2 separate regions of the Homo sapiens genome follow, and region 2 is linked to region 1. The links are chromatin loops, found by intact Hi-C in ENCODE. Cell type or tissue: B cell. All regions are shown on one strand.

Evidence for each region. Peaks named below come from ENCODE experiments on the same cell type or tissue, not always from the same donor. Only the 100,000 strongest peaks of a DNase experiment are listed, where the experiment ranks them.
Region 2: it touches region 1 in a loop (10-fold over the local background); 2 of 110 quality-filtered maps call a loop at or near these places.

What each region holds. Positions count from the first base shown.
Region 1 is chr2:85,823,729-85,831,728 of GRCh38, forward strand. It overlaps LOC284950 (a long non-coding RNA gene), which reads left to right. Exons shown (of 3, transcript NR_038888.1): 3 at 268-3,060. Among named protein-coding and RNA genes, the nearest start is that of MIR6071, 44 kb to the left of the region's middle. In B cell, CTCF peaks have their summits at 3,838 (motif pointing right) and 4,039; DNase peaks (open chromatin) are centred at 3,863 and 7,133.
Region 2 is chr2:85,991,088-85,999,087 of GRCh38, forward strand. LOC105374843 (a long non-coding RNA gene) reads right to left here and starts at 6,991. Exons shown (of 3, transcript XR_940318.3): 1 at 6,884-6,991; 2 at 6,344-6,554. RefSeq lists a cis regulatory region at 2,791-3,304 and enhancers at 3,045-3,234, 3,275-3,454. In B cell, no CTCF peak of the experiment used is centred here; DNase peaks (open chromatin) are centred at 3,104 and 3,924; H3K4me3 peaks cover 450 bases; H3K27ac peaks cover 1,768 bases.

The DNA of each region.
Region 1 (8,000 bases):
CTCACAGACACACCCAGGATCAATACTTTATATCCCTCAATCCAATCAAGTTGACACTCAGTATTAACCCTCACACTTGATAACAGGAGATTTCTGTAGACAGGAAAGTGAGGAAGTGGAAGGTATCTCACAAGATGGTCCTGAAGAGACATCAGAGTCTTCCCTCTGGCCTTGCAGGGGCCTATGCAGGTAGCTGCATGGAGCCCTTCTTCGGGTCAAGGAGATGATGTCCCCTTCACTGACTTTTGCACTTCCTTGAATCTGCAGGGGAGTGTCCCTCCAACTTCAGAGTGAGCAGCAGCAGCTGACCAGATTGGAGGACATTTCCACTGTCTTCCCTGGCAGCTGTGATGTGTTGTGCGGTGGCAGCTGAGGATTGCCTGCGTGTAATCTTTGAGGTTCCAAGATGCTTGTTGGAAGTGGAGCCTGGTCAAGCAGCAGAAAGGACAGCTGGATCCATGCTGGGTGGGGTGAGGTGGGGTGCTTGTCAGGGAAGTTGGCTTCAGCTGGAACTGGAGGTTGGCTCCAGCAAAGGAGGTTGAACATCACTGATTCCTGACCTGCAGCACCCAAATGGCCACAAAGAGATGTCATGGGTTTTGAGGAGGCCACAGAGCCAACAGCTTTAGTGTCTTCAGAAGGATGAAGAAAACTTGAACAACATTTTAAAATAGCTTGAGATATAATTCACATCCCAGAGAGTGCATCCATCTAAAGGGTACAATTCAATGGATTTTAGTATATTTACGGAGCTGTGCATTCATCACTACAATTAATTATAGAACTTCTTCATTTACTCAAAATACCCCAGCACCCCTTAGCTATCACCCTGATTCCTCTATCTCCCCCAGCCCTAGGCAACCATTAATCTTTTTTGTATCCATAGATTTGTCTATCCTAGACATTTCATATAAATGGAATCATGCAATATACGACCCTTCTTTCACTTTGTGTAATGCTGTCAAGGTACATCCACGTGATATCAGTTCCTCATTCTTTTTATGGCCAAATCACATTCCATTGTATGGATATATTACATTTTATTTATCTGTTCATCAGTTGGTGGACATTTGGGTTGGTTTCCATGTTTTTGGCTGTTAGGAATGATGTCCCCATGAACATTCATGTACAAGTTTTTGTGTGGACATGTGTTTTCATTTCTCTTGGACATATGCCTAGGAGTGGAATTGAGTCACATGGTAACTTTATAACCATTTGAGGAACTTCCAGACTGTTTTTCAAAGTGGCTACACCATTGTACATCCCCACCAGCAATGTACAAGGGTTCCAGTTTCTCCACATTTTTTTCAACTTTTTTTTTAATCATTTGACTTTTTTTTGAGACAGAGTCTCACTCTGTCGCCAGGCTGGAGTGCAGTGGCGTGATCTCAGCTCACTGCAACCTCCGCCTCCTGGGTTCAAGCGATTCTCCTGCCTCAGCCTCCCAAGTAGCTGAGACTCCAGGTATATGCCACCATGACCAGCTAATGTTTGTATTTTTAGTAGAGACGGGGTTTCACCATGTTGGTCAGGATGGTCTTGATCTCTTGACCTCATGATCCACCTGCCTCAGCCTCCCAAAGTGCTGGGATTACAGGCATGAGCCACCGTGCCCGGCCTCATCTGACTTTTTAATTAAAGCTACCCTAGCAGACATGAAGTGATATCTCATTATGGTTTTGATTTGTATTTCTCCCATGGCTAATAATATTCAGGACCTCTTTATGTGCTTATTGGCCATTTGTATATCTTTTTTAAAGAAATATCTATTCAGATCCTTTGCTTATTTTTGAATTGGGCTATTTGTCTTTTTATTCTTGAGTTGTAATTGTTCTTTATATATTCTAGATACAAGCAACTTATTATGTTTATAGTTTGCAAACAATTTTTTCCCATTCTTTGGGTTGTCTTTTCACTGTTTTGATAGTGTCTTTTGAAGCCCCAAAGTTTTTTATTCTGATGGCTGGTTTATCTGTTTTTTTCTTTAGTTGCTCATGCTTTTGGTGTCAATCTAAGAATGCAGTGCCAAATCCAGGGTCATAAGGATTTATCACTATGTTTTCTTCTGTGACTTTTATGATTTTAGTTCTTCTTTATAGGTCATTGATCCATTTTGAGTTAGTTTTTTTATACAGTGTGAAATATGGATCCAACTTCATTCTTTTGCATGTGGAAATTCAGGTGTCCCCACATCATTTGCTGAGGGGACTATTCTTTTTCCATTGAAAGAAGTTGGCACTCTTGCTCAAAATCAACTGGCCATAGATATGTGGGTTAATTTCTGGGCTCTCAGTTCCATTCTGTTGATGTATAGATCTGTCCTTATGCCCATACCACACTGTTTTGATTACTGTCATTTTATAGCAGGTTTTAAAATTGGGTAGCATAAATTATCCAACTTTTTCAAGATTTCTTTAGCTATTTGTGTTTTCTTGCATTTTCATATGCATTTTAAAAGCAACTTGTCCATTGCTGAAGTCGAAATTTTGATAGGGATTGCATTGAATTTGGAATCTGGGAGTATTGCTATCTTAATAATGTTAAGTTTTTCAATCTATAAACATGGGATGTCTTTCCACTCATTTAGATCTTCTTTAGTTTTCAACAATATTTTGTAGTTTTCAGAGCATAAGTTTTGTACTTCTTTTGTTAAATATGTTCATAAGTATCTTTCTGATGCTAATATAAATGAGTTTTTTTTTAAGACAAAGTTTTGCTCTGTCACCAAGGCTGGAGTGCAGCGGTGTGATCTCAGCTCATTGCAACCTCTGCCTAACGGGTTCAAGTGATTCCCCTGCCTCAGTCTACTGCGTAGCTGGGATTACAGGTGCCCACGACCACACCCAGCTAATTTTTTGTATTTTTAGTAGAGACAAGGTTTCACCATATCGGCCAGGCTGGTCTTGAACTCCTGACCTCAAGTGGTCCACCTGCCTCGGCCTCCCAAAGTGCTGAGATTACAGGCTTGAACCACTGTACCCAGACTGGAATTGTTTTCTTAACTTCATTTTTTATTTGCTCATAACTACTGTATAGAAATAAACTGATTTTTGTACACTGATCACATATCCTTGTAAACTTGCTAAACTCATTTATTAGTTTAATCATTTTCAGTGAATTCCTTAGGATTTTCAACGTACAAGATCATGTTATCTGCAAATGAAGACAATTGTACTTCTTCCTTTCCAATATGGATGGCTTTTACTTTATTTCCTTGCCTCATTGCCCTGGCTGGCCTCTTTAGTACAATGTTGAACAGAAGCTGTGTGAACAGACATCCTTGTCTTGTTCCTGATCTTCTGGGGAAAGCATTTTGTGTTTCAGCATTGAGTGAAAGCCCTTTAGCTGTGGCCTTTTCTAGATGTCCTTTAACAGGTTGAGGAGACCGAGTTCTTCAGAGGAGGAGCTGTGTCAGCTCTGAGGTGACGCACAGCATTGTCAGCTTTCTGAGTCTGAGGTCCCGGCTGGCTGGGAGGAGATGATGTCCTGAAGGATGTGGACATGATGGGCTGGGGCTCTGGGGACTTGAGGGGAGTCCCCGCTGCAGACCTGGGTATGGGAATAAAAAGGCAATATCAAAGGCAGTAATTGGACCCGTGGGAGTGGACCATCTCGGGAAGAGAAAAGAGCATCGGGGCAGAGATGTGGGAGAGGGGAGGGGAGCCCGAGAAATGGTCAGAGAAGGAGGAGAAAATCCAGACTGTGCAGGGAGGAGAGAAGTGCCCCAGCAGCTGAAGACGGTGCCAGAGCCTACTGGCTGGGGGGACCTTGCAGAAGAATGGGCCAGACCCACTGGGGGCCACCTGGTAGCCCGGCGCTGAGAGCTGTGCACGCGGCCTCACAACACCAGGTGGCGCGGTGGACCATTGTAACAGCCACTCCTCTTAGCCCTGGTGGTTTCTTTTCATTAACGACAAATGAAAGAGCTGGGGCCTCGCCAAGCCCCTGTTCAACCGATGGAACCTCTGAGAGGGGCTGTGACCTTCCTGAAAGCATTACAGGGGCATTGTGGCAAAGGTGGGGCTGCCTCCTGGCCTCCTGGCTCCTGTCCCAGGATCTCTCTCCAGTCACCCCTTACCTACCCCAAAGGGATCTAGAAAAGTGGCTGGCGGAATACCCGGTCAGAAGGCAGCCTGGAAGGACTTGAGGTCCACCAAACCCGTCTAGGTCCCCAGCACCACCTGCTTTTCAGTGTTGCCTGCGGTGAGATCACCTTCCTCAGCTTTCCCATCGATTCTCTGCTCCCAGTTCCCCACTCCCCATTCTCTTTCCACTCAGAGCCACATGATTTTCAGTTTAAGCTGAATTGAGTCACTCTCCGCGCCCCCCCCGCCCCTGTAACATCCCTCAGGGGCTCCAAATTGCTCCTTACCCCTACATTCATCTCCCTCATCGCAGCCACACCCTGAGCCTATGCTCACTTTGTGATTTGGTTGTTAAAGCATGTCCTGCTTTAACAACCCTTCTCGAAAGCTGCTAGTTTTGCCTGGAACGCTCCTCCTGCCCTCCTGCCGGCCCCCTAATTAGCATTTTGGTCTCAGTTTAGACTCACCTGGTTTTCCTGGTGCGCTCCCGTGGTGCGCCTCCCCTTTGCTTTGACACCGCCTTTGTCATGTTGACTTGTTTAGCATCTTTTCCCTCTAGACTGAGGATCCAGAACAGTAGGCAGGGTCCATGTTAGGTGCAGCCTGTCATCAGCGCCCAGCCATGGCTCTCTGCAGGCCATGGGAACTAAAGGTGGCGGTGCTGGCAGGGCAGGATAGGAGGTGGCGCCAGGAGCCACAGGGCAGTATTTCGAGGACAGCCCTGCTGGGTACTAAGATACAGCCAAGAGTGTCTGGAATGATGGGCAGAGCATCAACTGGTTTCAGAGTTTGAACAAATGGTGTTCAGAACAGCATGTTCTGCCAGAATGGTCAGCCAGACTGCCAGGACTGAGGGTCCTACAGAAGGACCCCCTTTGTCATTCTCACTTCCGTATTCCAGAACCGGGGGTATTTTAGTGTGTGGGAAAATAAAGCAATCGTTGAGTTCGATTTCAGTCCCAAGTTTTGGAAAACGTGTGGGTGCATCTGCAGTAGATAGGTCTCAGCACGGCCTTTGTTCCAACCCAGTCAGAACTCAACCAGAATTGGGGCCAGTAGATCCTTGAGCCAGACAATGACAACATGGAGGTACCCATAAAGCCTAGGGGTGACAAGCACCCAGCCATGCCATTCCTGTGGATACGAGGGTTGTTGGCCCATAGGACAAACTCTTCACAACATTTCCCTCTCCCTTCCCTCTTGCAGCTAGTTGCATCAGTGGGTGGTAATAGAGGTTCTGAATTTTCCCAGTGCATGGGCGGGACGGCTGAGGGGCTCCATGAATGCAAGTTTATTACACAAAGGAAGTCACCTATCTCTTTATGTACATAGAGACTTCCAGAAGGCTAAAGAAATAAAAAATGATCTAAATGAGCTTTTCTCCTTTGTATTTCATATTTCAGTGTTACAAATATATAAAATCTTTTTTTGGGGGAGTATTCAAACTTGGACAATACAAATTAGGCAGTCCAGGGGCTGGGCATGGTGGCTCACACCTGTAATCCCAGCATTTTGGGAGGCCAAGGTGGGTGGATCACTTGAGGTCAGGAGTTCAAGACCAGCCTGGCCAACATGGTGAAACCCTATCTCTACTAAAAAAATACAAAAATTAGCTGGGCGTGGTGGTGGGCACCTGTAATCTCAGATACTCAGAAGGCTGAGGCAGGAGAATCACTTGAACCTGGGAGGTGGAGCTTGCAGTGAGCCGAGATGGTGCCATTGCACTCCAGCCTGGGCAACAGAGCGAGACTCCATCTCAAAATAAATAAATAAATAAATAAATAAATAAATAAATAAAAATTAGGCAGTTCTTTGTTTCTGCAGGAAGCTTTGACTCTGACAAACAGGAACAAGACTGTGGTCTTTGAATCTGGCTCTTTACCTCCAGCCAGAATCTCCTCAAAATCGTTATCCCAAACTTGCCCACTTCCTGAAGACAGATGATTCTTTCTTGTGGGGAAGTACAATGCAGGAAGTGGGCAAGTTTGGGATAACGATTCTCTGCTAAATGGATTGAAATTTAACATTGGAAATTAGTCCAATGTAGTCATCCAGATAATGAAAATTAAACTATATACATCTCTATTTGTAGTAGAGATGGGGTTTCACCATGTTGGTCAGGCTGGTCTTGAACTCCTGGCAGGAAGTGAGCGAGGGAGAGGGGTGGGCAGAGAGATGGGAGAGGGAAAGAAAATCAGGACTGCCTCTGTATGGAGGGGGACTGAGGAAAATTCTGGAGACACTTTGAAGTAGCTTCAGGCTGAGACAGATGTCATCAGGAGAGCCCCTTCTGAAAGTGACTCCAAACATCTTGGGATAAAGGTGTTAAAAACATAAACTAGGTCACTAGGAATAAGTATATAAAGCAGTGAGTGTGCTGGTCATATTGTCCAAAGACAACCTCAGGATATTTGACTTGCTGACTGGGCAGTGTAGGAAGTGAGGTTGCACACCCCAGTGTGCATGAACCTGAAAGGAGCTGCTCCTCTGTGAAGCAGGAGGTTGAATGAGGTGGTTTTTCTATGCCTTGTCAGTCTTCTGTGGGACTAATAGTGGTCATGTTGGGAGAGCTGGAGAGTTTAGCAAGAAGACAGGAGGCCTGTCCCTCTGACCTCTCCTTAGCTGCCCCCCTGGCATCACAGTGCACACCATGTTCTTAAATTTAGGCCAAGTTTGCCGACAAAAGTGATATAGGTGAGCCATCGGCAAAAGATGGAGAAGGGAAGGCCATTGACATGCTATTCCACTCAACCTTTTGTTCGAGGACAAGATGCTTGGTTTAGGCTGGAATCTATAGTTTCATTTGTTTGGAATCAATGTGTGCTATGGTCTGAATGTTTGTGACCCCCAAATTCATATATTGAAATCAAACACCCAATATGACGGTGTTTTGAGGTGGTACATTTGGGAGATGATTAGGTCATGATGGTAGAGCCTCATGAGTGAGATTAACACCCTCACAAAAGAGGCCCAGAGAGCTCCTACACCCCTTCCACCATGAGAGGACACAGCAGAAAGATAGCCATCTATGAACCAGCAGGTGGCACCTCACCAGACACTGCACCTTGATCTTGAACTTCCCAGCCACCAGAACAGGGAGAAATACATTTCTGTTGTTTATACACCACCCACTGTATGTTATTTTGTTGTAGCAGCCTGAACACATGAAGACTGTGTGTGTGTGTGTGTGTGTGTGTGTGTGTGAAGGTTTTGAAAGTGACCCCCTTTTCAGCTTATCACAATGGAAGCTCACGCAGCTCTAGAACAAAACCCCATAATCAAAAGGTCTTTTGTCCACCATTATTTTAAATACAAGGTTGTATTTAAATGATCAGATCTGTAGTAATTACCATCTTTTAAAAATAATCTTTGAGTATATAATGATGGCCAAAAATTTTTAAAAAGCAAATATGCAATACAATAGAGTTATATTATATTGGTTTCCAAATTCCATGTAATAAACTCATGACAACTGCCTTGAACGCAAATCACAGAGCCTCTGACTCAGGAATTTCCCTATTAGAGTCTGAAGCTCCAGCCCACACTTTGATATACCTTGGCAGGTCTCTGAAAAGGTAGGGTACACATGTATTTTGTAAACTTCAGCAGTAAGCTGGTTTTCTAAAATGTATGGATATGTACACAGACATTAAATGGGCCTATCTGGCTTTTGACACTTTTTAAAATACGATTTAAATCACTAGGACAATTACATATAAAAAAAAGCAACTGTTCATTTATTGCTTCAGTTACCTATATTCCATTCCTCTTAGCATAAGACTCCCTTATCCCAGATTCTAGACTCAAGAGCTCTTCATTGTATTCAATCTTAGACCATCAACTGCCCATCTTCATGTTCCACCAAAGATATGAAATCAAATAAAATCAAAACATATTTATTTAATGCCTACGACA
Region 2 (8,000 bases), 170 kb after region 1:
TGAACTCTCAGCCAGCCTTGGGCTTCCTTAGCCTGGGGACTGCATCCTCCAGGTGGTCTGAGATGACACTCTGTGACATGCATTTCTCAGGGTTTACCTTGTAGGGCTATGTGACTAGCAACTAGCAAGTCATACCCTTGGGAGGCCCTGGGTGAATACATGGCCAAATATTTATCATCAAAAGTTGCCAGCCCTTAGAGAAATGGCCTCCGTCTTCATCTTTCAATCAAATGTCACTTTATCAAACAACAGAGCCACAACATTTTTAAAAGGACAAAGACTGAAACGTCACCCATGACAAACATTTTGGAAACAAGATTTTCTAAAATGGAGAAAATAGAGGAACACATAGTTCGTGGTCATAGGCTGGCCACACCACCTGCCACTTCATTAGTCTTTGCCTGGGGACTTTTTGTTTCCTGATAATCATTAATATATATTTTTATGGGTTGTTTACTGGCTACATTTAATAGATGACAAAAAGGACAGTCTGAATATGTTGTTTTCCATCAACTGGAACATACCACTCACGTTTTCCGTATTTTGTATGAGAATCTTCATTCTGAAGTTTTGCAGTAAGCATTTTGAGTGAATGGACACATTTTAGGACTGACCACATAAATCAAGAGATGGATGTACATTCTTATTTCATTTTATTTTTTAGTTTTTAATTTTTTTTAGACAGAGTCTTACTCTGCCATTCAGGCTGGAGTGCGGTGGCAAGATCTCAGCTCACTGCAACCTCTGCCTCCCAGGTTCAAGCAATTCTCCTGCTTCAGCCTCCCGAGTAGCTGGAATTACAGGTGCGCACCACCACACCTGGCTAACTTTTTTGTATTTTTAGTAGAGACAGGGTTTCACCATGTTGGCCAGGCTGGTCTCAAACTCCTGACCTCAAATGATCCACCTGCCTCGGCCTCCCAAAGTGCTGGGATTACAGGTGTGAGCCACCATGCCCGGCCAGCATTCTTATTTTAGAAGTCAAAAATTCACACATCATTTTGCTTTCCAGATACACTCGGTGTTTCCAGTTCTTAGTACATTCTTCCAGATTTCGTCTGTGTTTCTGTGCAAGTGTGTGGCCAAGTGTGCGCATACCCACACTGTGCTGTCTGTTACTCACTGTGCCTCTTTCACTTGACTCTACCTGGGACATCTTTTCTCGTCAGTTCATAAAAATCTGTCTGATGAGAGGACTTTTTAAGATGACTCATCAGGCCAGGCGCAGTGGCTCATGCCTGTAATCCCAGCACTTTGGGAGTCTGAGGCAGGTGGATCACCTGAGGTCAGGAGTTCGAGACCAACCTGGCCAACATGGCGAAACCCCGTCTCTACTAAAAATACAAAAATTAGCTGCGTATGGTGTCAGGCACCTGTAATCCCAGCTACTTGGGAGGGTGAGGTAGGAGAATTGCTTGAACCTGGGAGGCGCAGGTTGCAGTGAGCTGAGATCGTGCCATTGCACTCCAGCCTAGGCAACAAAAGTGAGACTCCATCTCAAAAAAAAAAAAAAAAGACGACTCATCAGACACATTTTTGGGTCAGGCTCAAATGAAGTTCATGATTGCAAGGGTATTCTAGACTGACCCAAAGATTTTCTCCCCAACACCAAAAACTGGAAAACAGCCTGACAGTCATTAATTCCTGAGGGAACAGCTGACTCTTCTGAGACCATCTACTCTCTGCCCACAACCTCTCCTGCATACCCCAGCTGTGGCTCTGCTATTCATCCCAAATGTCCTGGCCAGGCCCACCCACTTGGCCAAAAAGTTGACTTCCCAGCCAGACCTGGTTGATCAATTGGCCACTATCCTTACAGGAAAAGTCTGAGTTATGAGAAAAAAAAAACTAATTTCTTCCAAAATATAAAAAGAAAACTGCATGATCAAAGTGAATAAATGTTTAATTAAATGCCTGCAAAGTGGAACACTATGTCAGCTTCCTTAATTGATACATTCAGTATTTTTAAAAATTTCATTACATTTGCAAAACAAATTGAAAGTAGCATTTCCTCCTTTGCAAGAATTCTTGAGGAGTGTGTGGTGATTGCCAAGAAATAACAAGTTGCTCATGTACTATTATTTTAAAAAGAAAAATTATCAAAACCATTTAAAAATATTTTGCAATATTAAAAATACACATGATCCTGATCTGATCACTATACATTAAATGTATCAAATCATCACTATGTATTCCATAAATATGTGCAATTATTATGTGTCAATTAAAAATAAACAAATAAATAATACACATATGTGTGCATATATGTGTATATACATACATATACTCAGTGTGGGCTGTTTGATGTGTTATTGGAACAAGGTCTTTAAAAGTAAGCTGAGGGGCACTTTGGGAGGCTGAGGCAGGCGGATCACAAGGTCAGGCAATCGAGACCATCCTGGCTAACATGGTGAAACCCCCTCTCTACTAAAAATACAAAAAATTAGCCGGGCGTGGTGGTACGCGCCTGTAGTCCCAGCTACTCGTGAGGCTGAGCTAGGAGAATCACTTGAACCCAGGAGGCGCAGGTTGCAGTGAGCCGAGATCATGCCACTGCACTCTAGCCTGGGTGACAGAGCAAGACTCCATCTCAAAAAAAATAAAAAAAAATTAAAAAATTAAAAAAGAAGCTGAGGGGCTGGGCGTGGTGGCTCACGCCTGTAATTACAGCACTTTGGGAGGCCATGGTAGATTAATCAGTTGATGTCAGTAGTTCCAGACCAGCCTGACAAACATGGTGAAACCCTATCTCTACTAAAAATACAAAAATTAGCTGGGCATGGTGGAGGGCACCTGTAATCCCAGATATTGGGAAGCTAAGGCAGGAAAATCACTTGAACCCAGGAGGCAGAGGTTGCAGTGAGCCCAGATCGCGCCACTGCACTCCATCCTGCGTGACAGAGCAAGACTCCATCTCAAAAAAAAAAAGTAAGCTGAGGGCTCAAGGGCCACACAGGTCTTCAAGAGGCCCAGCCCGGGATCCGCACACCCGAGAACCCTGTGCTGAGTCAGGATCCCCTTCTGTGGACACAAGATAGGAGTGGTGCTGTCAAGAGGAAGTTCTAAAAATAGACCCTAACATGTAGGGCAGAATATTAGTGGTTCTGAGAACTAGCAGAATCAGAGGCAGAAATGAGACATGTGACCAAAATGAAACCCCACAGCCCAAAGGGTATCTCCCTGGCTCCCCTGGGCCCTCTAGAAAAACTAGCAAAAAACTAGAAAAGCTAGTAAAACTCTTATCATTGGAGCCAGTGGCATTATTGGCCTCTATCCCCACTAAAATGTGAGTAACTTCAAAAGAAAATGCTCTTTTTTTCTTCCTCCAAAAACTTAAAGTGTAACATGTATAAAGAGAATGCATCTTTTTTTTTTTTTTTTTAAGACAGAGTCTTGCTCTGTTGCCCAGACTAGCATGCAGTGGCACAATCACAGCTCACTGCAGCCTCGACCTCCTGGGCTCAATCGATCCTCCCACCTCAGCCTCCTGAGTAGCTGGGACTACTTCCCTAGGGGTCCTAAGGAACCCACCCAGGGGTGTGCTGGGCAGTGTGTAACCACAGCTCTCTGAAAACAAAAGCCCTTAAATCCCTGATGGGTAGAATTGCCAGTTCTCATGGTGTCCCTACTCCCACCATGGTGACCAACATGAAGGTGTGGACGTGGAACTGTGAGGAGAGGAGCATGGTCAGCTTTTTTGAGCTGGTATGAGCTAGCTTCAGCACATCACTGCATCCCCCAGATGTGAAATCTGAGGAGTAAATATCCAGGAATTCAGAGAAATCCTGGGAAATTGGGCACGTCTTTCCTTTCTCAATAGTTCCCCAAAAGATGAGAGGAGCATCCCTGGCTGCAAATCAGGTAAGTTCCTCTCAGGGTGCAGCTGACCCTGATTCCCACCTTGAGTCCCTTTTGCAATGGGGAGGAAGTGAGAGCAGTGGCTCTACCCAAACCAAAGCTTGGGGGTGTCGCACCTTGGGTGGGACTGGCTCCACAGTGTACCAGCTGTGTGACCCCGGCTGAGTCTCCCTGACCTCCGGTTGTTTCTCTGCAGAATGAGTGGGCACAAGGAGGATGAAGAGGGCTCGGGGCACCGCCTGGCATGGATGATGCCATCTGTCAAGGAGAGTCACTGGTAGTGTTTGAGTCCTTAAGCGCACTCACTCCAGGGGAAATGGTGAAGTGGATGGCCATTGTCCTGGGAATCTTTGGGACTGTACATGACGATCATTGGGGCTCTTTTGTTTTTCTAGCCCATCAATGACTGACTTCAGACCCAGCAGAATAAGAAAGCCTTAAACTAGTAGCTTTATGTTCTTTTTCTGGATCTTCCTCTAAATTCTGCAAAGTAAGTGGCAGTGATCCATTTTATAGATGAAGAAACTAAGGCCCAGAGAGGCAATATCATGTCTGGCCTTGCTTCTCTGTGACTTATTTGACTTCTTCCTTTGGAGACCCTGAGAGCCAGGCAAACGTTCTCTAGGACAGACAGGCAGGAAGGTCAGAGGTGGGGGTGGAGGCACTGCTTCCACCCCACCCCCTGCAGAAGAGGCAGGAGTCAGCTGGGACAGAAGGGGCAGACCTGTGAGAGGCCTAATTACGCATCCTCTTTCCTGCCCTCCCTGTGGCATCTTTCCTGTTCCTTGGGAAACACTCTAAGATGGACATAGGTGGGCAGACAGTTTATTGTGTGCCCTGGAGTCAGGACACACAAGGAGAAGGAGGGAGTGGCGGTGGGAGAAACTGGGCTGTGATACAGTCCCAACAAAGACCTTGGCCAAGCCCTGGAGGAGCGCTGGAGCTGGGCTGGACGCTGACAGCTGCCCTGAGTTGGGACAAGAGTACCTGGCCTTTATGCCTTTATATTGACCAGTCATTGGATTTGGGCTGAATTGCTCCCAAAGAGGGCTTAGCTGAGGGACAACCACTGGGGTGCAGGCCCTTCAGTCCTGGAGGAGTCTGGGTAGCACCATGCCTAGTCCAAGTGGAACCGGTGTCTCCACGAGAGGCAATTTCCCTCTGAGTCTTGGAGGCCACATTCCTGAGAGAGAGAGTGTCATGACCCCACTCACTTGTCTGACCCAAGCTACCCAGGTCAAGGGGCACTGGCCAACCCATGGATTGACCAGTGTTTAGGTGAGGCATGCAAGAGTCTCCAAGCTAAATTAATTAATAAATTTAGAGACAAGGTCTCACTCTGTCACCCCGGCTGAGTCTTGTCATTCCTACAGGTGAATTGGTAGAGGAGGGACACAACCTGTTGGCTTCAGTGTGGGAAAAAGGTACAAAGAGGGCATGTGTCACCTGTCTGCCTCCCTCTCCCAGGTGAGCAGCTCCTGAGGAACGCATGCCTGGATTCGGGATCTCATATAGTGTCTGCCCTGGGAAGGCCCCCAACAGCTCCACCCTTTCCTGAAGAAGAGGAAGGAGGTGGGTATCTTTGGAGGCCCCAGTCCCATCTCATAGCACAGTACACAGGGGCATCTGCAGGACTAGAGGGACGGCTCCCCTGCCTCGCACCCCCTCCTCCCCACCCCATGAGAGAGGTGGGGCTCAAGAACCCCCACACAATGTCTTCATTGACACTTGTGGCCAAGTCAGCTTCTGGGTGCCATGGAAACCTCTCTTGGGAGCCCTGAGGGAAAGCAACAGCCCAGCCCTCCCACACTAAGCTCATTGTCCCCTGAGCAGTGAGAGCAGCCCCTTATCAGCCCCTTCCCAGGCCTGCAGATCCTGGCTTCCACCCCATCAGCAACATGAGCTTTCCTCTTGCCGGCCAGGCCTGGGGAGCTGGAGGGGTCTCATCAGTCACAGAATCCACCACCTGGGATCCTGTACTCCTTGGCCCCTTCCTTATTCCCCATGAAATCAAAGGCAGCCCCAGTAGTGAGGCAAGAGAGCTCATTTTTTAGTTGCACTAAAAATTTTTTTAGTGCTCATTTTTTAGCCCATTTTTTAGTTGTGCTGAGCCTTGAGAGTGGAGGGGGCACCAGGCAGAGAGAGGCCCCTCCCTCTGTTTGGGGCATACTTATGCCCTGAGCCAGCCACAGTGTCCCTCAGGCCTGCAGGAAGAAGGCCAGGCTCTGGAATAAATCCATCTGGGCCACCCCATGCCTGGTTCTGGCTTCAGGCTCCACTCATTCTTTTCTCCTCCCCCAAGTCCTGGAAACTTCCCCAGAAGTCCCTCCCCTGCCAGTCCCTCCCTTCCTTCTACCTCCCATGTCTCCTTGGGCCAAGGCCCATCTGCACAGATCCTGGCAGAATAAAGTCAGAGAATGTCAGGGCCAGAAGAGGCCTGAGAAATCAGAGCCCCGCATCTCTCTGCCATTCCATCCCCACTTACCATTTTATAGAGGAGAAGCTGAAGCTGGGTATGAGGAGGGACTTGCCCAAGATCACAAGCCAGGGCCTTCCCCTCCATTGGGCACCATTTCACCGGCCTCATGGGCTGCTTCTCCCTGCTCTGACCCAGAACTTGATCATCACAAACCAGGAGTATGCCAGGTCTTTGGAAGCAGTAAAACCTATAGAGATTGGAAGGCCCCGACCCAACCCTACCCAAAGTAGGGGTGTCAGCAACTAGAAAGAAGAAGGGCTCAGGATTACAGCACCTCCTCCCTTCAGCTGTCTGTCACCCAGGTGTCCCCATAACGACTCCCTCCACAGATACCCAGATGGCCAACAAGGGCAGCTCCCTTGAAACAAATGTCCCCCGAACTCCTCAGCCCCAGGAGGGAGGGGCCGTTGGGATGGGCAGCCCAGAGAGCCTGGGCTTTGCACCCAGAGCTAAGCGAGCTCAAATCCCAACTGGGCCACCTGGGACAGGTTATGCAGCCTCCCTATCACCCTCTGTAGAAGGAGAATCACAAAAAATTCTACCCACCTTATAGGGTTGCTGTAAGGATTTTGCAAGATATTGGATAGAAAGTTTCACACAACACTGGGCACAGAGAACACAGAGTGAACAGATGGTGTTGCTGTTCTCATCTATGACGACCTTTTACCCTTAGAACTCTGGGCACCAAGTTAGGGGTGGGGTGCCGGGTGGGGAGGAGTGCCAGGGAGCCAAGGGGAGGCCCTTAAGTGACGCTCAGAGAGGTCCTGACCTTCCCCAAAGCAGGAGTCCTTGGCCCAAGGGAGAATGAGTTTCGGACAGCCATGTGGCCCCCAGTAAGGGGCCCCCTAACATTCCATTTGGGCTTTAACAGGGGGTGGCCTGGAATGTCCAAGAAAAACAATCTGGTTATTCTGAGTGAAATTACAGCCTGGCTAAGGCAGGCTGGGTCTGCTTTAAATTAAACATAGCATTTCTGAGATTCTTTTCATCTCCTTGCCACTGCGGGTTAGCGGAGACATTACCTCACCTCACCTTCCACTCTGAGGTGGGAGGCCGACAGGGTGTGGGCCTGGGGGTGGGGACGAGAGAGGGAGGCCGGAGAGCCCACCAAGGGGGGCCAGGGGTCCCTCCTCACTCCAAGAGCTCAGGCTCTCACTGGGGCTGGGAGCAGTGGCTGTGTGGGGAAGAGGCGCACCCATGCACAGCCCACTCCATCCTTGGCATTTAGCAAAGGAATGACAGCACTTTCAAATACACTGCTTTCCTAGGAGCCCTTGGGGAAACTGGGTTGCGGTTTCACAGGTCCAAGGTCAGTCCCTTTCTTGCTCCCTGTCCCACACTTAGGTGCTGGGTGGCCGCGCCTGCGAGCTCCTCAGAACTCCAGGGTGTTTTCGCTCAAAAACAGATGGAGACACCAGTTTCCTCACTGAGTGGTTTTGGTTGGGGGTGGAGTTCCCTCCTGGCTTTGGAAGTTGCTTTTGGCCAGCTTTGCCTGCCTGTGGAGTCCTAGAAAATTCCACAGTGCTGCAGTCGGGTAGACCCGAGTGTGAGTCCCGCCTCCCAGGATAAGGTTCACCTTATCTTACTCAGATCCTGAATCCCCTCTTCTTTAACATGGGGAAGGAGACAGGGTTATGGGTTAGATGAAATTAAGCATGTTTGA